Regions from separate parts of the Homo sapiens genome. Here region 1 is linked to region 2. The links are chromatin loops, found by intact Hi-C in ENCODE. Cell type or tissue: psoas muscle. All regions are shown on one strand. Each heading gives the region's core, and the rest is flanking DNA. Links, peaks and the distances in the headings are about the cores only.

The links. Peaks named below come from ENCODE experiments on the same cell type or tissue, not always from the same donor. Only the 100,000 strongest peaks of a DNase experiment are listed, where the experiment ranks them.
Region 1: a loop joins it to region 2, with 3 times the contacts of the local background. A loop is called at or near these places in 4 of 110 quality-filtered maps.

What each region holds. Positions count from the first base shown.
Region 1 is chr3:65,075,578-65,085,891 of GRCh38, reverse strand. No RefSeq gene overlaps it. Among named protein-coding and RNA genes, the nearest start is that of LINC02040, 94 kb to the left of the region's middle. In psoas muscle, for the core only: a CTCF peak has its summit at 5,202; no DNase peak of the experiment used is centred there.
Region 2 is chr3:64,529,079-64,539,392 of GRCh38, reverse strand. ADAMTS9 (ADAM metallopeptidase with thrombospondin type 1 motif 9) reads left to right here. Exons shown (of 40, transcript NM_182920.2): 37 at 99-190; 38 at 6,123-6,227. Among named protein-coding and RNA genes, the nearest start is that of ADAMTS9-AS1, 27 kb to the left of the region's middle. In psoas muscle, for the core only: CTCF peaks have their summits at 5,608 (motif pointing left) and 8,751 (motif pointing left); a DNase peak (open chromatin) is centred at 5,592; H3K4me3 peaks cover 271 bases.

The DNA of each region.
Region 1 (10,314 bases), core at 989-8,988, 550 kb before region 2:
ATTAGCTAGAACTGGTCATTTCACAATGTATGTATACTTCAAAACATCATGGTGTACATGATAATTATATATCATTTTACCAACTTAAAAAACCAAAAAAGTTTAGTTAATAAAACAAAAAAATTAAAATATAAAGATGTTTCATTGTGAAATACACAAAAATACAAGTTATAGGAATGTTTTTGCCAAATGGTTAAAAAGTACATATCTAAATCCACTCAAAAACCTGCTCATAAATGTTTATGGCAGCTTTATTCATGATTGCCAAAACTTGGAAACAACTAAGATGTCCTTCAGTAAGTCAATTGATAAATAAACAATGGTACATCCAGGGAACAGAATATTATTCAGCAACAAAGAGAAATGAGCGATCGAGCCACAAAAAACCATGAAGGAATCTTAAATGCAAACTGCTAAATGAAAGAAGCCAATCTGGAAACGATACACACTATAGAATTCCAACTATATGACATTCTGGAAAAGGCAAAACCATGGGTTGGGGGAAGGGAGGGATGAATCGACAGAACACAGAGGATTTTAGGGGAGTGAAACTATTCTGTATGATACTATCATGGTGGATACATGTTGTTATACATTTGTCCAAACCCATAGAATGTACAACATGAGTGAACACTAACATATACTATGGACTTTGGGTGATAATGATGTATCAATGGAGGTTCATCAATTGCAACAAATGTACCAGTCCGGTGGAGGATGTTGACAGTGAGAACTGTTGGAATGAGGTGGGATAGGAGGTATACAGGAGCTCTGTATTTGTGCTCAATATTTCTGTGGACCTAAATCTGCTCTAAAAAGTAAAGGCTATTAAAACAACAACAACAACTTACCTGTCCTCTGTCCCATTCCATCAGATCCCACATGTGAATGGCTGTGGGTGGCTGAATGTTACCCATCCTAGAGAGTATGTTGATATTTTAAGGCAGGATGAGAGACACTTTCTGGCAGGCCTCATATTGTATCTATATAAGTTAGTAATTATTTTTCTTAAGCAGAGGATTATCTCCAAGAGATGTAAAATACAACATGATGAAGTCTTTCTCCCTCAACCAAATACCCCTTAGAGCAACAGTGCTCAAAGTATAGTCTCCATCCCAGCAGTATCAGCATCATCTGGGAACTGGTTAGAAATGCAAATTCTTAAGTCCAAACACAGACCTACTAAGTCAGAAACTACAGGTAGCAGTGGTGGGGGTGGGGGGTGGGGTGGAGTGGGAGGGCACAATCTATGTTTTCATCAACCCTCTAGGCAATTCTGAGGCATATTAACCTTCCAGAACTACTTGAGAGTATTTCCCTCCGTAGCTCTGCAGGTAACCTGTTTTTTTCCACCAATCTCCCCAGCCAGATCATACATTCAAAAGAAGAGGGCTCACCTACTTGTTTATCATTAAACCCCAGGCTCTAGCATTAATGCCTGGCACATAGTAGGTGCTCCATGTATACTTGTTGAGTGTATAAACAAATAAATACATGAGTGATTGGCTAAATGCCTAATCCTCAGTGAGACATGGCAAATACACACTGTAACTTTCCTAGCCCATTATGCAGGCACAATACTGTGGGGTTAAGTAGGGATTCATATGAGCTCTACTGCTTGGGTTTATATCTTTGCTCCATCTATCAACTCTATAACCTTTGGTAAACCCCACCTCTCTTTGGATGTTGATTTTCTCATCTGCAACATGGGGATTATAATACTGTCTTAACCTCATAGGGTTGGCTTTTTTTTTCTGTTTATAAGATTAAATAAGTTGTGGTAGCGATGTTTGTTATGATTTTAGCACCATGGTTCTCTCTTTCCCAAGTGGTAGCCAGGACACTCTCCACCCAAACCTGCAGCAACTCTGACAAAGGTCTTAGTAGAGTTTGCCCTGCCCTTTTGTTAGCATAATATCGAGAGAACTAGAGTCCTGCAGACCTCAATCCAACTCCTATTTTGTAATTACCCACATCACAATTTATTCTGTCATTTATTGCTGCTCTCACTATTTACATTGCAAATAATGCATTGTGGAAATGTTTAAGTGGAATCTTTTAATCTGGTTGCATAAACAATATCAATGATCTGATATTACTTCCATGGTAAAGCCTTTCCAATCTTTTCTCACTTCTTGATAGAAATGAGAAACCTATATTCTTATTACCTTTACTAAGACCTCAAACTGTTGTCATGGTTAAACCATTAAAATACAAACAAGTTTTTTTTTTTTTTTTTTTAGCTTTTGCCACATGTAGTAATGTGCTATTTATTATCTCTTTCTGACTAATCCTCATTTTGTTTTTGATGCTCAGCATTTTCCTTTCTGTGGAGAGCCATAGATTTGGCAGAAGCTCAAGGAAAGGCTGAAAATACTTCTTAGAAACTATTTTAATCCCAAACAGTTAACGTTTGGAGAACAGGTTGAAACATATGTAATATAGGCACCAAAGCGTAGGCAATTATCTCCAAAGGACAATAAGGGACAGATAATAAAGGCTGTAGTGCCCTGAGGTCGAGGGTAAAGAACCAGAGAAATGCCTTCTTTGACTTCCCAAGGGTGACAGTGTCAACTGAAGAATGAAATGATAAGACAAATGAAAAAGCTCGATAACACCCAAATGGGTGTATTTATTCACATAGCTCAAACCTGACTACTGGAGCTCTTTTCTTGTCTGCTGACAGCCATTCTGAGCATTATAACAAGATCCAGAACTGGCTGTCTAGAAACCCTAAGGATGCTCTGGACAAAGTGGATGAAAGGTGACAAGGCAGAGGGGAATGTGTGCAGAAGTTTTGGCTCAAAAATCATGTGACTTTCAGAGGTTCTTTGTGTTGGCTTGAACCTTTGCACAACACAAAGACAATATAGTTCCTGTTTAATGTTTCTGAAGATGGAAGTGGATGTCCCAGAGTTAGGATTGCCTTCTAATTAAATAATGCCATTTGTGATGTCCTTGCAGCATTTCATGGGACAGGATGAGCTGCCTCTGCTCTTCCTTCCTGTAGTTTCATCCTGCCATTTAACCACATGCATTTACACACACACACACACACACACACACACACACACACACACACTCCTCAGTAAAGCACTACCCATTACAGTATTGCTGTAAGGCAGTATTAGTTATTCAATGTCTGCAATGCAGCTATTATACAATGTGAATTTCAGGAAGGACATACACTATCACAAACATAACACCACCTTGCAGGATCAGTTAAGAAAAATATGAGCTAAGGAGGCAGAAATCCTTGCTTAATATTACAGAGAAATTATGACAAGCTGTGAAAAGTTCCATAGGTTTTTGGTGCACTCAAATCTTTCCTTTAGGACCAACTTCTATGAAAATATACTACGCCTGGAATTTGCCCTGTCAAAGCCAGACATATTTTTTTAATTGAGTCTTGCTTTGAGAGTAGTGAATTTTTTTCATCTGTAATTTGCTTTTTATGTGAAGGGAGAGATGTTCTGTTTCTCTTCTTTGGGGGGGTTGTCATATTCCTGTAAAAACAATCAATGTTGGATCATTTATCTCCTGCTCCATCAAGCTGTGATGTGGGATGTAAGTATGTGTATGTTCACAATAGAGATTTTTCATTGCTATATTTTATAGTCATATTATTGGCAAGTGGCCCTCATTCATTTTCCAGACCATTTTGAACCCGATGACAACTCTTTAGTCTTTGTTTGTTAACTGTGTCCTGCCTGTCCACCTTTTCATGTAGTAATTGCTTTCAAGGAATAAAACAGAAATGGAGTATTGCTTTGTTTAATATTTTTCAAATCAAATACATCATAGCACAACCATCTGTAAAAATACATTTCAGCTTTCATCAAATTCTGCTACAGTTTTTTGAGGATTAATAATTCCTTCACATGGGTGTGTCTCTATGGCTAATGTAATATTTTTGAGCAAAGACTAGGTTATATTTATGTTCTGGCTTAAGTAAAAAAGAAAATGGCTTGTTGAAGAAAAAAATAATAGAATATTTTCACCCTAAAATTTTGTTACTTGCAGAACAAGTGCTTTTGGAATGAAAAATATAGTTGGGAAGCTTTTCTTGGTGAAAAATGTGGAAGTAAAATCGTATTCACTTTTTCTGCATGTAGAGCAATTCTCTAGCAACAGGAATATGGCTCCTAGTCACATACTAACACAGTGTGAACTGCCTGGTTTCCTTCCAAGGTCCCTTTCCTTGATTAGTTCTGGGGAAGGAGGTTTGTGTCTCAATTATTTTTTGTTGGCAACGGTGGTCCCTGTCTTTTCTGCCTGTCTTTGTCTCTCATATGCCATTCTCCTCCCCTTTCCTTACCCAAATCTTCACAAAGCCACAGCTGTTGCAGGTACCCAGGCTGGGAGGTGGGGCAGGCTGTGGTGGAGATTGCAAGATCATGTAGAACATGAAACAACTAGAATTTTATAAAGAGACATCACCATCTTTCAAAGTTCCTTGGCAATTGCTTTGTCTTAGTCTGGGCTGCTATAACAGAGACCACTGACTTACGGTGGCTTATAAACAACAAAAATTTATTTCTTACTGTTTGAGAGGCTGGAAATCCTAGAGCAGGTTGCCAGCATGGTTGGGTTCTGATGAGGGTCCTGTTCCAGGTTGCAGACTGACGACTTCTGGTTGTATCCTCACTGGCAGAATATGAAAGGGAGTTCTCAGGGGCCTCTCTGATAAGGGCACTACTCCCATTCTTGGAGACTCTACCCTCATGATCTAATCAATTTCCAAAGCCTTACCTGCAAATGCCATCATTTTGTGGGTTAGGATTTCAACATATGTTTTTTTGTGTGGGACATAAACATTCATTCCATTGCATTCCATCCTTAACCCCCCACCCCAAATTCATGCTCTTCTACATGCAAAATACATTCATTCCATCCCAACAGCCCCAAAAGTTGTAACTCATTCGAGCATGAACTCTAAAATTCAAAGTCTCACCTAAATATCTAAATCAGACATAAGTGAGACTTGAGGTATAATTCATCCTGAGGCAAAATCATTCTCCACCTGTGAACCTGTGAAATCAAACAAGTTATGTGCTTCCAAAATCCACTGGTGGGACAAGGATAGGATAGACATTCTCATTCCAAAGGGATAAATAGGAAAGGAGGAAGGGGTGTTAGTACCAAGCAAATCTAAAACCTAGCCAGCCAAGCCCTATGATATTTTAAAGACTTGAGAATAATCTTCTTTACCTTCATGCTCTGCCTTCCAGACCCACAGGGTGGCAACATCACTCGCATGGCTTGGTGGGACATTGCCCATGTCATAGTTCTCTTGGCTCATGCTCCCAACAGGAATTTCTCAGAGGCTGTTAGAGTCTTAGGTTCTGAATTCCCATTACGTTGCTACAGCTCCCAGTGGAGCTCCTGAGTTTCCCCTGGCTCCCCTAATTCTCTCTCTAGGTGTTTTGAGAGGAAACAGAATACACTCGAATTTGAAAACTGAGGAGAATTTAGAAAGGTCATAGGCCGAGTATAGGGGAACAAATTATGTACAACCATTTCTTTCTTAACACTTGTTTTGAAAATACAGATTTGTTCCAAAGTCATTGATGTATTCAGGGAAAATTTGAGCATAATTTTGTATTTGCTTATGTGTGATTTCATCCATAAGAAATATTAAGTGAACACAGAAAACTATAACCAGGTGAGCCAAGCAGTGTAGGGATACACAAAATGCAAGCACTTCAAGCATCCACCACCATCCACCCTCAGTTCATCACATTCTTGTGAGCCACACCCACACACATCCTATGTGACAACTTTCCCTGGGACTCCAGATAACCCATTCTCACTACTTCACAATAGCTCACAGGGTGCACCTCTCCCCATGCCCACTCCATAAGCAAATGCAAGGTCTTTCTTAAGGCTGAGTGCCATATTTCTAGTATTTATGTCTTTCTTATTCAACAAGTATAACACTGTACCATTTTTATTAGGTTCCTATCTTCTTAAAACATGTCACAGATGTTGTTTTTGTGTATTTGCCTCTGGCCCCATTTTGCCCTAAGTCCTGTGGTTTTTATTGCACAGTTTTATATAGTATGATGATTTTCAACAATGCCCGTATCGCTTTATAGCAGAACTGACTTTATGTTGAAGCACCCTGTGGCTGGCAACAGCAGGGAGCTATTACCACTCTTAGGTCTGAAGGAGGAGAGCAGAGAAGATGTCATGGGAATCCTGAGGGGGAGAGGGGCCCTGCAGGAGAAGGATGCCTTGCTTCCACAAATGCCAAGTGCTGCTAGCCCGTGAAGCAGCAGATGGAGAGCCTGGGTAATAAATACCCCGACCTCACTTTCCAGTCGTTGGCAGTTATCGCATGTTGGCAGAACCCTGCTGGAAGCCAGTGGGCTCAGGAGTCTGTTGAATGCAGTCTCCTGTGGTCAGATGAAACACAGGGCAGAGCAGGGTGGGGAAATGGATATGGAGGCTTCCCTTGCCCAGTGCCACTGGGGAAATTTTAATTATTTATTATGTAGATGAGCTTTATTTTTCTTTTTCTAGATCTCTCTTATCTGGTCGGAGGGGTTGAGGGGTGTTTTCAATTCTTTTATGTGATGTTCAGTAAGGTGCAACCACAAGAGGAGACAAGGAGTGGCTCAGGAAAGCAAAGTGTGTTATACTAACAGGTCCTAAAGATGGGGCATACCACGCAGGGACACAGAGGCAAGATAGCATGGTGGTCAGGAGGCAGGAAACAGAAACACAAAACAGGGGATGGACTGGAGCCATGGTCCATGGGGATTTCCATGGGAAAGGCAAGGCAGGGCAAAGTGAACAATTTAGGACTAGCTGGTTTGAGTAATTTGTGGTGGGTTCTAAATTATAGAGGTGGTCCCTAGTTGCCTGGAATCTGGCTTTGGGATGTTTAGGGCAGAGGAATATAGTCTCCTGGGGTGTCTGGGCCAAATAGAGAAGCCCAGGTCTGGGCTGCAGATTGGTTAGTTTGCATATCAAAGGCATGCCTGGCTGAGCTCTCCCTAACTCTAAGAGCTGGCTATTCCTGGGAGGGGCAGTCCCTCCCCAGCTAGAAAGGTTTTTTTTAACATGTCAAAACATCAGATTATATAGAAAATAAAAAATATATACAATACAAGGAAACTCATTGATGTGTTTTTCTAAACAAGGGAGAATTTTCTGCCAAAGAAGAGAAACTGCACTCTTCTCAAGTCAACCAATTCAAAGTAGCCAACTTAAAAAACATATATTTTTCCCACTTCTCGTTAAATATTGACACTTATCTTTATTTATGGTCATTTCCATAGGAACCGCTTTCTAAAGGCAAATATGTTTTCATCTTTAATGCTGGAATAGTGATGAAACATAGCAGAATTTTGCTGAGATTGATTGGTTAATGTTAAATAATTTGTTACCTTTTGTGCTTGGTCAATATAGTGAGAAGATATTTCTGAAATTTCAACTGCGTTTACAGCTATGAAAATAATGTTTCGGGGGGAGTGTTTTTGGCATCTTGTTGTTTTGGTAATGTATTTCTCTTCTTCAGTCATGCTGAGGTGTAAGAGAAAAATACTGAAGAATTGGGATAATTCACTTGCCTGCATACCTCCCCTTGAATAAGGAGATTAATTTTTTAATAGTCATATTACAAGACAACTGCCACTTTAATCTTCAACTACTGGGGTGGGAGGAAAGTAGCTTAAAATGAGCCCCTGTAGGGGCTGCCAATTTATCCGTTGCCCCAGCTTGATCTGAAATTCAGAAGAGACCATGAGCTCAATCTCAAAGGTGATTATACAAAAGGATGTGAAAACTTAAACCAATTTGTCGTTGATTAGGATTTGTCTTCCCTGTCCTGCAACAAGCCTGTCAACAAAAGGAGAGAGATTTCATACGGTCACATAGAGCTGAGATGTTTATGGAAAAAAAAAATACAAAAACTTTAATCTTCAAAAGATGAGTAAAATATATATTTTAAAAATTTCCCCGTTTCCTTTTTTTTAAAAAAAGAGGCTCATGTCTTATTTTTTCATAAGTAAAATTTATTTCAACATTAGCCTTAATTCACTATGTTATATGCTAAGGTGAAGCAGGAAGCTCATATTGGTTAACTGATGACTGGGGAAAATGATTTAAGGATATTGGCAGTGTTAATAGGGATAACGGAGATGAAGTTTTGCATGCTATTGGAGGTTCATAGAATTTTACAAGTTGAGATACAGCTCACATATCATAAAATCCACCTTTTTAGTGTACAATTCAATGTTTTTTAGCATTTTCACAAAGTTGTACAACCATCACCACTATCTAATTTCACAACATAGTCTTCACCCCCAAAAGAAACCCAATACCTTTAGGCGGTCACTCTTCATTCTCCCTACCCCCATCCCCTGGCAACCGTCAGTCTACTTTCTCTCTCCGTGAATTTGCCTATTCTGGACATTTCATATAAATTGAATCTTGTCATATATGTCCTTTTATGTCTGACTTCTTTCACACAGCATACTATTCTAAGAGTTCATCAACTTTGTGTTATGTTTCAGTATTTCATTCTGTTTTAATTGCCAAATAATATTCCATTGGATGGATATACCACATTTTATCTATTATTCAATTGATGAAAACTTGGTTCTAGTTATAAGCTATTATGAATAATGCTGCTATGAACATTTATGTACAAGTTTTTGTGCAGACACATATTTTTATTTCTCCTGGATGAATATATCTAGTAGTGAAATTTGGGGGCCATATGATAATTTTATATTTACCCTTTTGATGAAGTACCAGCCTATTTTCCAAAGTGGATACAAAATCTTATGTTCCCAATAGTATATGAGGATTCCAGTTTCACCATATCCTTGCCAACATTTGTCAGTGTCTCTTTTTTTTATAAGCATTTTAGTGAATATGAAGTCATATTTCACTGTGGTTTTTATTTGCATTTCCATAATGGCTAACCATGTTCAGAATCTTTTCAAGTGCTTTTTGGTCATTTGTATATCCTCATTTGTATATTTCTCTTTGGAGAAATGTCTGTTCAGATCCTTTACACATTTTTAAATTTGAGTTGTCATTTTATTGTGTATTATAATAGTTTTTAATGTAATACAGATACAAGTTCTTTATCAGCTATATGATTTGTAAATATTTGCTATCATTTTGTGGATTGTCCTTTTACTTCTTCAGTGGTGCTCTTTGAAGCACAAAAGTTTTTAATTTTGAAATCCCACTTATCTATTTTCTTTTGTCACTTGTATTTTCATGTTTTATATATAAGACAATATTGCCCAACCTAAGATCTTGAAGGTTCTCCTAATAGTTTTATAGTGTCATCTCTTATATTTAATCTGTGATCAATTTTAATTTATGTGTATGGTGTGAGAAAAAGATCCAACTTTATCCTATTGCATGTGGATATCAAGTTGTCCATTTGATATCCAAGTTGTCCATTTAAAGTACTATTTGTTGAAAATACTGTTTTTTTCTCCATTGAGTTTTCGGGCCCTCTTGTTGAAAATCAACTAATTATACATATAAGTTTCTAGACTCTCAATTGTTTTTCATGTCATGGAATGTAGGAATCACACGCTCAAATGATTGTCAAGGACATTGAGGCAGATGACATAAATGACTTAAACGTAAGACCTAACGCCATAAAAACCCTGGAAGAAAACCTGGGCAATACCATTCAGGACATAGGCATGGGCAAAGACTTCATGACTAAAACACCAAAAACGATGGCAACAAAAGACAAAATTGACAAATGGGATCTAATTAAACTAAAGAGCTTCTGCACAGCCAAAGAAACTATCATCAGAGTGAACAGGCAACCTACAGAATGAGAGAAAATTTTTGCAATCTGTCCATCTGACAAAAGGCTAATATCCAGAATCTACAAAGAATTTAAACAAATTTACAAGAAAAAAAAACAAACAACTCCATCAAAAATTGGGCAAACGATATGAACAGACACTTCTCAAAAGTGTCTGTGGCCTTGTGTTCTCATTGTTCAACTCCCACTTATGAGTGAGAACGTGCGGTATTTGGTTTGTTCTTGTGTTAATTTGCTGAGAATGATGGTTTCCAGCTTCATCCATGGCCCTGCAAAGGACATGAACTCATCCTTTTTATGGCTGCATAGCATTCCATGGTGTATATGTGCCACATTTTCTTTATCCTGTCTAACATTGATGGGCATTTGGGTTGGTTCCAAGCCTTTGCTACTGTGAATAGTGCTGCAATAAACATATGTGTGCATGTGTCTTTATAGTAGAATGAATGATTTATGCAGCCAACAAACATATGAGAAAAAAAAGCCCAACATCACTGGTCATT
Region 2 (10,314 bases), core at 856-8,855:
TCTTCTTCCCTTCTGTCTCCTTGTTAATGTCCTGTTCCTTCCTTGCCTTTCTCCCACTCTTACCTTCCCCTGCCTTTAACCCCTTCTCCACCCCACAGCCACTGACTTACAGTTTGCAAGGACAAGCGAAGGACATCCCGTCCCTTTTGCCACAGCCGGGGATTGCTACAGCGCTGCCAAGTGCCCACAGGTATGTCCTTGGTGCCTTCCCCCTTGCCAGGGATTCACCTCCCACCTTTCCCGGGAACATCCTCAGTTGCATCTGTTCCTGGGAATGTGATTAGAACAGTTGCTCTAGAGGGCAGTTTGGCCACATGTATCAAGACCCTCTCAAATGCTCTGGAGTCTAATCTCGTAATTCAGCTCCTGAAAGTGGGTCCTAAGGAAATGATCATAGCTACATGCCTAACTTCTGCATTCAACAAAACACGCCAACTTAGAAACAAATTAGATGTCGGTTAGCGAGGGCTTGGTTAAACAAATTATGGTGGTAAATAAAATGAATATTGTACAGTCAGCGGAGTGCTAGTAAATATTTAATGACTGACACTTCTAAAAAAAAAAGGTCCTGCTTTGTAACATTTGTCAATTGCCATGGTGTAAATATTCTCCCTATAATTGATTTCAAGCCGTCAACATTATGTCACTAAATGGAGGGCTAGGAAGAAGGCAGACAGTTGACTCTCAAAAGCCAGTTCAAGCACGTGCCAACACACCACTGTCAGCCTTTATGAATCTGAATATTGCATGATATAGAAAAACACTTTACATGGATTAGACAGAAAAAACAAGATGCAAAACACTACATGCAGTATGATCCCATCTGTATTTTCTTTTAATGTATAAACAGAAAAAGTCTGGAAGGACTTTTTCAAAATATTAGTTGGGTGCATTGGTAAGGTTTTTTTTTTTTTAATTTAATGTTTAACTTTGCCGGGTTTCCTAAATTTTTCAGAGTAAGCATGAAACCAATTTTTAAAAAAATAAATAAAAGTTGGACGGGGAGATCTCAAAATTTTCAAGACTTATCTGGGTTTCCTTTGGTTCCTGAATGGTAGTCAGAAATGGCTCTAGAATAGTCTTAGCAACAAAACAGCTGACCTTTCTCAAGTGCTCACTTTGTGCCAGGCACCATCCTTTTTACTGGAGACTCACAAACATTCATCCCTTGAGAAATCTGTAGCCTATTAGAGAGGATGACAGGTTAACGAATATCCATGAGATAATAATATATTCTAGAAGTCCTCCGGGACCAAGGCTTGCGGCTCTGTGGATGTCATTGACTCAACCTGTTACCCCTACTTCAGTTCTACAACGTCTGCAGTGTTCGGACCAGAAGTGCAAATTCATCATCTTCTGTTGGATGGCTTTTCAGCGGAGCCACTCAGCAGCAATCTTTCTGCCCATTCTGTGGTTCTACACTTTCTTGCCTGAGAGAGGCGTGGCAAGTTTTAGCTTGTCTTTTGAAACATTTTGTCATAATCAGCTCGGGCTAATTTTGCAAAGCAGACGTTAGTCTTTACAAGAAGCTTCTGCCCTTGGAAGGCAGGACAAACATAATGAACTCAGTGATTCTGGGCAGGAGAACTTGGCCAGTTTTCTCTTAGGTTTAAAGGAGGTCTTCACAAAGCTGTTGTTAAACTCTGTCAAGAGTTTCTTACTTTGCCTGTGAACCTTCAAAAGTCTGAAGACTGGGATTCTGTGACGCGTTCAGAATCCCAAGCCCTGTCTCCATAGGATGGATTTACCCCCAACTACAGAGAACGTCCGAAGACAAACACATCTGAACGTTGTTTTAACGAGGCGTTTTTTCGGCCTCAAGCTTTAGAAGAGCATTGCTAAACGTTTTAGAGAAGTGGAGAGGAAGCTCTCAGGAGAGAAGGAAAATAAACAAAGGACATAATGGTAAAAAGAGCCTTTCTTCCATTACCCAGGAATCAAAAACTTTTGAAGTACAGTTTTTTTTAGGGCAATTGATGGCTTCAAAAACCCCATTGGTATCTGTTGCATTTTAGTGGCTAACAGATTGGCCCTGTCCTGCCTTTTTCAAATGTCTCAGGATTTTCTTGTTTCTATATGCACATCCTTTGGGAAGCTTAAGTAAATGAAAAGTAACTTGCATTCATTTATTTTAATAATTCAGAGACAAATGAACTGATTGATTTGCTAAATCCTGACAATGAAGCAATTCCTAAATGAGAAAACCCAAAGCTTGAGAGAGGCTAATTTGTATTTTTTCCCAGCTCATTCTTCAAACCATATTGGGTACTTTAAGAATTCAATTCCTTAGACACATATTGAGCACCAGCTACACTGATGCAAGATGTGAGTTTTTCAAATCAGTTTTCCAGGAAAAGGTTTGTAGAAAGCGTGATTGTGGAGACTGCTTCGGAGTAGGTGGTTCAGCCTTTGACCTAGTGATTGCACAGAAATCAAAGCAGAATGATGTTGTGTTTGAGAATTTCTTTCTTTTACCTCATTGACCACTATTGCTTTGTGGATGTATTTATTAATAAGAGTGGATTCCCCGACAGCCCTCATCTTGAAACATAACCAGAATATTTTTTATCCTGATGACAGTAGATGTGACACTATTATTATTGATGGTATTAATAGCTAGCATTTATTATGCGTCTTTGCTTTAGTCACTGTACTCAGTATTGTCTACTCAATGTAGCATTTAAATCACCACAGTATTCTATGAAAATGCCTCCTTTTTAAAGAGGAGGAGGGTAAGGAGTAGAAATTGGGAGGATTTGCCCAAACCTACACAGCTGCCGCTCAGTAGAGTCTGGATTTGAACCTAAGTGTGTCTGAATTCATATCCATGATAGTAGACATGTCTTTTTGATTCTGTTTTCAGGCAAGATTTCTGCAACATTTGCTCCTGTACAACAGAAAACAGGATTATCCTTTGGTCTAAGCACATCTTTTGCAAACCTTTACGGACCAACTAGTAAACGTATAACTCTCAATCACTCTTCTTTAGAATAGGCAACAGAAGGTGGTATTTACAACTCATGTGCCCTTTAGACCTTGAAGATAAGGCCTTTAAGGGCAAAGATGTCCCAGAGCAGAGCCAGAAAGAACATTAGGTCTTTACTTCTCTGGTGGAACTCAACTTTCAGAGTGCTAACAATCAGCTAGGACATTTGCTGAAATGCAGATCCCTAAACTGGAAAGGGCAGAAGGAGAATGAGGAGGATGATCTCCTGTTGCATCTGGGTTCATCAACCCCTCTGGGAAGGCAGACTTAGTAGACGTATATATTGAGCATGTTCAGACACTGGACGCCCAGGTCGGCTGGGGGCATTGTCCAGAAAGAAGCTGGGTCAGCCGCCTGGACCTCCGGAAAACTTCAGTGCCAAAGCAGATCAAGTCTCCTTTCTCTTGCAGTGCAGGTGGGACAGGCAGTCTGAGTGGAAAGCAGAATGGAGGGAGAAAAGAGGGACATTCTTGGCACTAGGATGGCCTGGGCACTTTGAGTTATGTGGACCCACTCCTGGGGGCAGGAATGATAGTAAGATAAGAAAATTTTGGGGGGAGGGGGTGGCAGGTGCGGTGGGTCATGCCTGTAATCCCAGCACTTTGGGAGGCTGAGGGAGGTGGATCACTTGAGGTCAAGACCAGCCTGGCCAACATGGTGAAACTCCATCTCTACCAAAATAAAAATTAGCTGGGCGTGGTGGTGCACACCTGTAGTCCCAGCTACTCAGAAGGCTGAGGTAGGAGAATCATTTGAACCCGGGAGGCAGAGGTTGCAGTGAGCCAAAATTATGCGACTGCACTCCAGCCTAGGTGACAGAGTGAGACCTTGTCTCAAAAAAAAAAAAAAAAAAAGAAAAGAAAAGAAAAGAAAATGGCCAATGGAATAATGCAACATACAGAATCCGGTGTCTGAGGGGGCTTCAGTGCAGCTACAATCAAAAACACCTGAGCATGGCAGCCATGCCACATAAGAACCATGAACCTCTGTAGCATATTGTCATAAAAATGTCATATGTATATATATGTGAGATGGAATCTCACTCTGTTGCCCAGGCTGGAGTGCAGTGGCACAATCTGGGCTCACTGCAACCTACACTTCCTGCCTTCAAGCTATTCTCCTGCCTCAGTCTCCCGAGCATCTGGGATTACAGGCACACACCACCATGCCCAGCTAATTTTTGTATTCTTAGAAGAGATGGGGTTTCACCACGTTGGGCCAGGCTGGTCTTGAACTCTCAGCCTCAGGTGATCCACCTGCCTCAGCCTCCCAAAGTACTAGGATTACAGGTGTGAGCCACCACACTCAGCCCAAAAATATTTTTTAAATATTACCTACTGTCTGCCAGGTAATGCGTGACGTGCATTGTGCCTTCTGTCTAATCACCTCCTATTCACAGGTTAAGTCTTACTAATCCATTTTACAGATGATCTCCTTGCCTGAGGTCATGCTGAAAGTAAAGAAGGGAGCAAGATTCTAGGGTAAATCTACCCTTTGTACCAGGTTTTCAATCAGCCTCAGCACTTTTCGGGCTGGAGAATTCTCTATTGTGGGCTGTCCTGTGCATCGCAGCAGCATCCTTGGTCTCTACCCGCCAGATGCCAACAGCAGCACCATTCCCTGCCCCCCCACAGTTGTGACAAACAAAAATGTTTCCAGACATTGCCAGATTTCCCCTGGGGTCAAAATCGTGCCCTGTTGAGAACCACTGATTTAGTCCAAACTAAGTCCTCTGGTCACCTCTATCTTGTGGAATCTAGCACTCCAGAAGTGTTTATAAACTTTTGTTAGTCAATATTTATGGAACTGGCATTGAGAGACCTCTAAGCTACACTTAGTCCTGGAAATCTTAATTGAGGAGCTGGGATATAATATTTAAGTGGCTAGTCGTATGTTACAAACCATAGCTGATTCAATAAACAAAGCAATAGTAAGGCCCTGCTCTCAATAAGCTTACTGTTACATTGAAGAGATCACACGAACACTTACAAAACAATTAGAAAATGTAAGACAGATACCATCTTTTTGCATATCTACTAAGCGCCAGCCATAGCTGATTTCTTTTAGTCCTCTGTACGGTGCTCAGAGGGAAGAGAGTTTTAGTGCTTTCCATTTTACAGATGAATAAACTGAGGTTCCAAGAGGTGAGAAAAGATCTGGCCAGGATCCAATCACAGGTGAAAGAATTTTTCTTACACGCGGGTCTGATCAGCTGTGAGCTCCTCCTTGCCTCTCTTCTTGTTTATAAAAGACTGTTTTGACAAAGTGCTGGTTTGTCAGTTTCAGAGAGAAAGCAATCAGGAGTGTTCATGTGGAATATTTTTAGCTCTGAAACTGCTCATTGTGGAGTAGGAAGCCTCAAGAAGAAAGTATTTCAGATGCCTTTGCGAGTCATTTTTGAAAGAGAGAGTGAGAGAGACAATTGGAGAAAGCAGCGAGAGGGTCTTTCTGCTGCACCGTCTCTTTAGAAATCAATATTGAGGCACCAGAGGCCATGTTCTGAAAGGCACCCTCGGAGGGGAGGGGTTTGGGAGATCTCCCTTACCGGAGCCTGAAAGCCGCATCCTCCAGGCCCAGGTGGTCTTGAGCAGGCCAACCCTGCCCTCTGCTGACCGTCCTGGGGAAAGCGCCTCTTCTTTGAAGTCCCGCCCTGCTGTGCTTAGTACGCGGTGTGCTAATCGCCCCAGGGAGCTGGAAGCCCAGGAAGCTTGGCACCAAGATCTTGTTAGAAAAATTACACTGTGACATTTTGTTCCTGAAGGAATCTGATAATTGTGAGCAACATCAGGACTGCTGTGTTAGGGAGGCCGAATGGAGCAAGGACTTTGAAGTCAGGAGGATGTGAGTTGGACTCCTACCGTATCCTGGAGAAGTTAATCACTTCCGCTAAGCCTCAGTTTCCCTATCTGTAAAGAAAACCTCCTTCGTAGAGCTCTTTCGAGGATGACTAACATGATGCATGAAGAATGGCTGGCCCTGAACAAACAAAACTAAATACTATCAATAATTAGTAGCTATCACAATTAATCAACATCCTTCTCTTTTCCAAAGTACCTTTTATTGTATCACCTTTGCCTTTGCTTTTTTGAGGACATCACATGGACTGAAAATCTCTTTTGTTGGTCGTGTTTTCCAGGGTCGTTTTAGCATCAACCTTTATGGAACCGGCTTGTCTTTAACTGAATCTGCCAGATGGATATCACAAGGGAATTATGCTGTCTCTGACATCAAGAAGTCGCCGGTAAGGTTCTACAGATGGGTTGGGAGATGAATTTTTATTTCTTTCTTTCGTTCTTGTCTTTATTACTGTGGTAGTGGTGCTGAAGGAGCAAACGAATGTGCTTTCCCACTTAAGCCATTTTGTAGTGTCAGGAAGACCATTTAGGAAATAAACCTAGGGTGCAGTGTTTACACGTGATTAAAGTGTGAGAGCCTTGTTCACTTCTGGTGAATTCTTCCTCGAGAGGTGAACATATGAACCATCCAAGTAATTAGAAAAACCACCTAACCAGGGAGGTAAAAGCAGGAAGAAGCCTCTGTCGAGAGTGTGGCTCAGATATCTTTCAGTTAGCCAGCTTGCGGTTCGTTCTATGAACCGAGGGGAAATGACCTCTTCTTTTTATTTAGAAAAATTGAAATACAGATGGAGCTAGAAGACAGATAACTTATTAAGCGATATATCTGGAGAATTAGAGATACACAGGGTCTACAATAATAAGTTTTTCACCCTCTAAAATCTGGGTGGTTAAGGTGTGGTCTACGCAGTGCATCAGTGTCACCTGGGGGCCCGTTGGAAATGCAGGTTCTGGGTCCCAGACCCTAGTGAGTCAGAGTCTACAGCTGAACAGTGTCTCAGGTGGTGATGGGCACAGTACAGCTTGAGAAACACTGTGCTGTGCAGATGGTCCCTGACTTACGACGGTTCCACTTGATTTTTCAACTTCACCATGGTTCAAAAGCAGAACACGCTCGGTAGAAACCCTACTTCAGGTACCGATACAGCCGTTCTGTTTTTCACTAAGTACAGTATTCAATCAATTACACAAAATATTCAACACTTTATTATAAAATAGGCTTTGTGTTAGATGATTTTGCCCTGCTATAGGCTAATGCAAGTGTTCTGAATACATTTAAGGTAGGCTAGCCTAGGCTGTGATGTTCAGAAAGTTAGATATATTAAATGCATTCTTGACTTAATGATATTTCCAACTTGCGATGTGTTTATTGAGACATAACCCCATTGTAAACTGAGGAGCGTGTCGACTGTGTACTGTTTCTCACCGTGGGTGTATAGTAGAATCACCTGAGGAATTTTTAAATGCACCTGCCCAGGTCCTTCCCACACAGATGAGCTGAATCGGAATCTCTAAGGGTGGGGGGACCTGGCAGGAGTAGAATTTAAAGCTCCCCAAATGATTCAAATGTACAGCCAGGTCAGAAACCGCTGCCACTTACAGCCTTCCCTCTGAAGTCCTGAGAACGTGGGGCAGAAACCCGGCTCGTGGAAAAATGTCTAAGTTTACCCAGGCATGGCCCATTTCTCCCGTCCCATCTCAGCCAGGAGCCCTGCCTGGGGTTGCCTCAGAAATAGGGGAAGACAAAGAAGAGAGCTGGGAAAGTAGGGTTTTATTACAAGGCAGAACGGCCAGATAAAATACAGGACACCCAGTTAAATTAGAATTTCAAATACACAGTGAGGATCGCCTGATCCTAAGAGTTCGAGACCAGCCTGGGCAAGGTGGTGAGACCCTGGTTTTGCAAAAACTTTAAAAATTAGCTGGGCATGGTGGTGCATGCCTGTAGTCCCAGCTACTTGGAGGTTGAGGTGGGAGGATCCCTTGAGCCCAGGATGTCAAGAGGGCAGTGAGCCATGATTGCGCGACTGCACTCCAGGCTGGGCTGCAAAGTGAGACACCATCTCTTTTTTTTTTTTTTTAAGTACACAATGAACACTGTTTACAATAAGTGTACTGTTATCACTACATGGGACATAGTTATACTAAACATGTATATGTTGTTTATCTGAAATTCATACTTAACCAAGCATCCTGTATTTTTATTTTCTAAATCTGAAAACCCTATTGCAAATACTTCTACCTAATCAAAATAAGACTATAAAAAAGCAGCTCAACCTGCCTCCCTCACCTGAGAAAGAGGAGAAACGTCCAATTGGGACATTCCAGGAAAATCTGTTTCCTGATCTCTTTTTCTAGCTGCCATGATTAAGTTTGTGTCTGTGAAAAAAAGCTATCTCACTCTCTCTCTTCTCCATCTCAGCCAATCAATGTCCTCAAATCCGATTAACTAAATAGTCATATTGATTACTTGTAAATTAGTCATTAAATATTTTTCCTTGCACTGAAAGGAATAAAGATAGCTGAGAGAGAGTGCATGAGCTTTAGAATGTGCCCCGAAATTATAATGTTCTTTCCCCATTCCTTCCCTCCAAAATCTATACATTATGTTTCTTTTCTCTTGACAAATAAAAATCGTATATTTTTATCGTGTACAACATGATGTTTTGAAATACACTGTATGTTTCAGTGACCCAGAACCAAAAAATTTGCCTGTCTAGTGCCACTGCACTGCAGCCTGGGTGATAGAGTGAGGCTCTGTTAAAAAAATAAGTAAATAAATAAATAAAAATGTGATTGTAGGAAACCCATGTAGATAAACTGTAACCTAAATTATAATTTTATTCGTTAGATAGTTACTACCGTTTCAGCCAGAAACTAAAAATAATTAAAGCCAGGAGCGCCACCTTATGGAAAGAATGATCACTACACTGGCTGTTCCCCAAGACTTTTGGGAGATGCCTGGGCTGGAGGGAGCTGGGTATGACAATTGCCTGTCGGCATTTTTTTTTTTTTTTTTTTTTTTAAATCTTGGTGTTCCTTGGCAGTTCAGAGAGTGTGAGCTCAAAATTAATCTCCAGGGCCTGTCGAGTACTCCTCATGAATATCTGGGAGCTGGGACTGAGCCCTCTCTAGCCCCCGGCTGTCTGGAGAAATGCTGTCTGACTTCCCCCGTGTGGTCCAGAGAAGCATGTCCTAGCAATGCTACCTGAAAATAGGCTTCCACCGCCCAACACTTTTGGGAGAAAATGCTAGTATATTGTATTTCCTTCCTGAAGAGTCACAGTAAGCATTAGCATGTGAGGTGGGACTAAATTATACAGGAAATAAACCTGTGTGACTTTAGCCAGCATTCCACTAAAGCAGTGGTTCTCAAACTCAGGAGTGCTTCACCATCACCTGCAGGGCTTGTGAAAACACAAGCAGGTGGCCAGATGTAGTGCCTTGTGCCCATAATCCCAGCACTTGGGAAGGCTGAGGCAGGAGGATTGCTTGAGCCCAGGAATTCAAGACCAGCTTGGGCAACACAGGGAGACCCAATCTCTACAAAAAAAAAAAAAAAAAAAAAATTAAATAACTGACTGTGGTGGTGTGCACCTGTAGTCTTAGCTACTCAGGAGGCTGAGGTGAGGATGAGCCTGGGTGGTCAAGGCTGCAATGAGCCATTATTGTACCACTGTACTCCAGCCTGGGCAACAGAGTAAGACCCATCTCAAAACAAAACAAAACAAAACCCACCACATGATCAGTCTGAGGAGAGGCCAGAAATTGACATCTGTAACCATTTCCCTGGTGATGCTGATGCCCCTGATCTGGAGTCACATTTTGAGAACCACTAACCTAAATGAAGCCAAGCACAAAAACTTCTTTTCGAAGTTACAGCTTGTAATTTCCCCCAAATAACCAGGGTTCCATGAAACACACTTCAAGAATTGTGCCATATCCTGTTCCCACTCGATACCTACTACGATCTGGCCCCCGAGGGCCTGTGGCCCAGTCTTCTCTGGGATGCTCAGACCCTGGCCAGTTATAATACTCTCTTTTCCAAATAGCCCTGTTTCAGCTCTCAAATAATCATTCCTCACTTTCTTTTGCTTTTCTGCCAGGAGTTACAGAAGGGAAAAAAAAAAATGAAAACCTCAATTTTCCAAACCTCCTTGGCAATAAAATGTTTTCCCCAAGCAAAACTAAAGGAAAGCTGTATTGATTCAGGTAAAACTAGATCTCCAGTACCACTTGAAGAACAGTAACGCTGTCTCACTTCCAAGAGCAGAACTGGTCAAAATCAGTCTCAATATCAAGTTCACTGTTGACTTCCTTGTGAACAATGGAGAGCACTCTTTCTCTGGTTTTAACCTAATTATGGTTAAAATAGCTACTATTTATTGGGCAGCTTACATACATTAAATCTGTGTCTTCCTCCCAGCTGTGCTGTCACCAGGAGATTGGGATAACAAGGTGAGAATAAGGTCA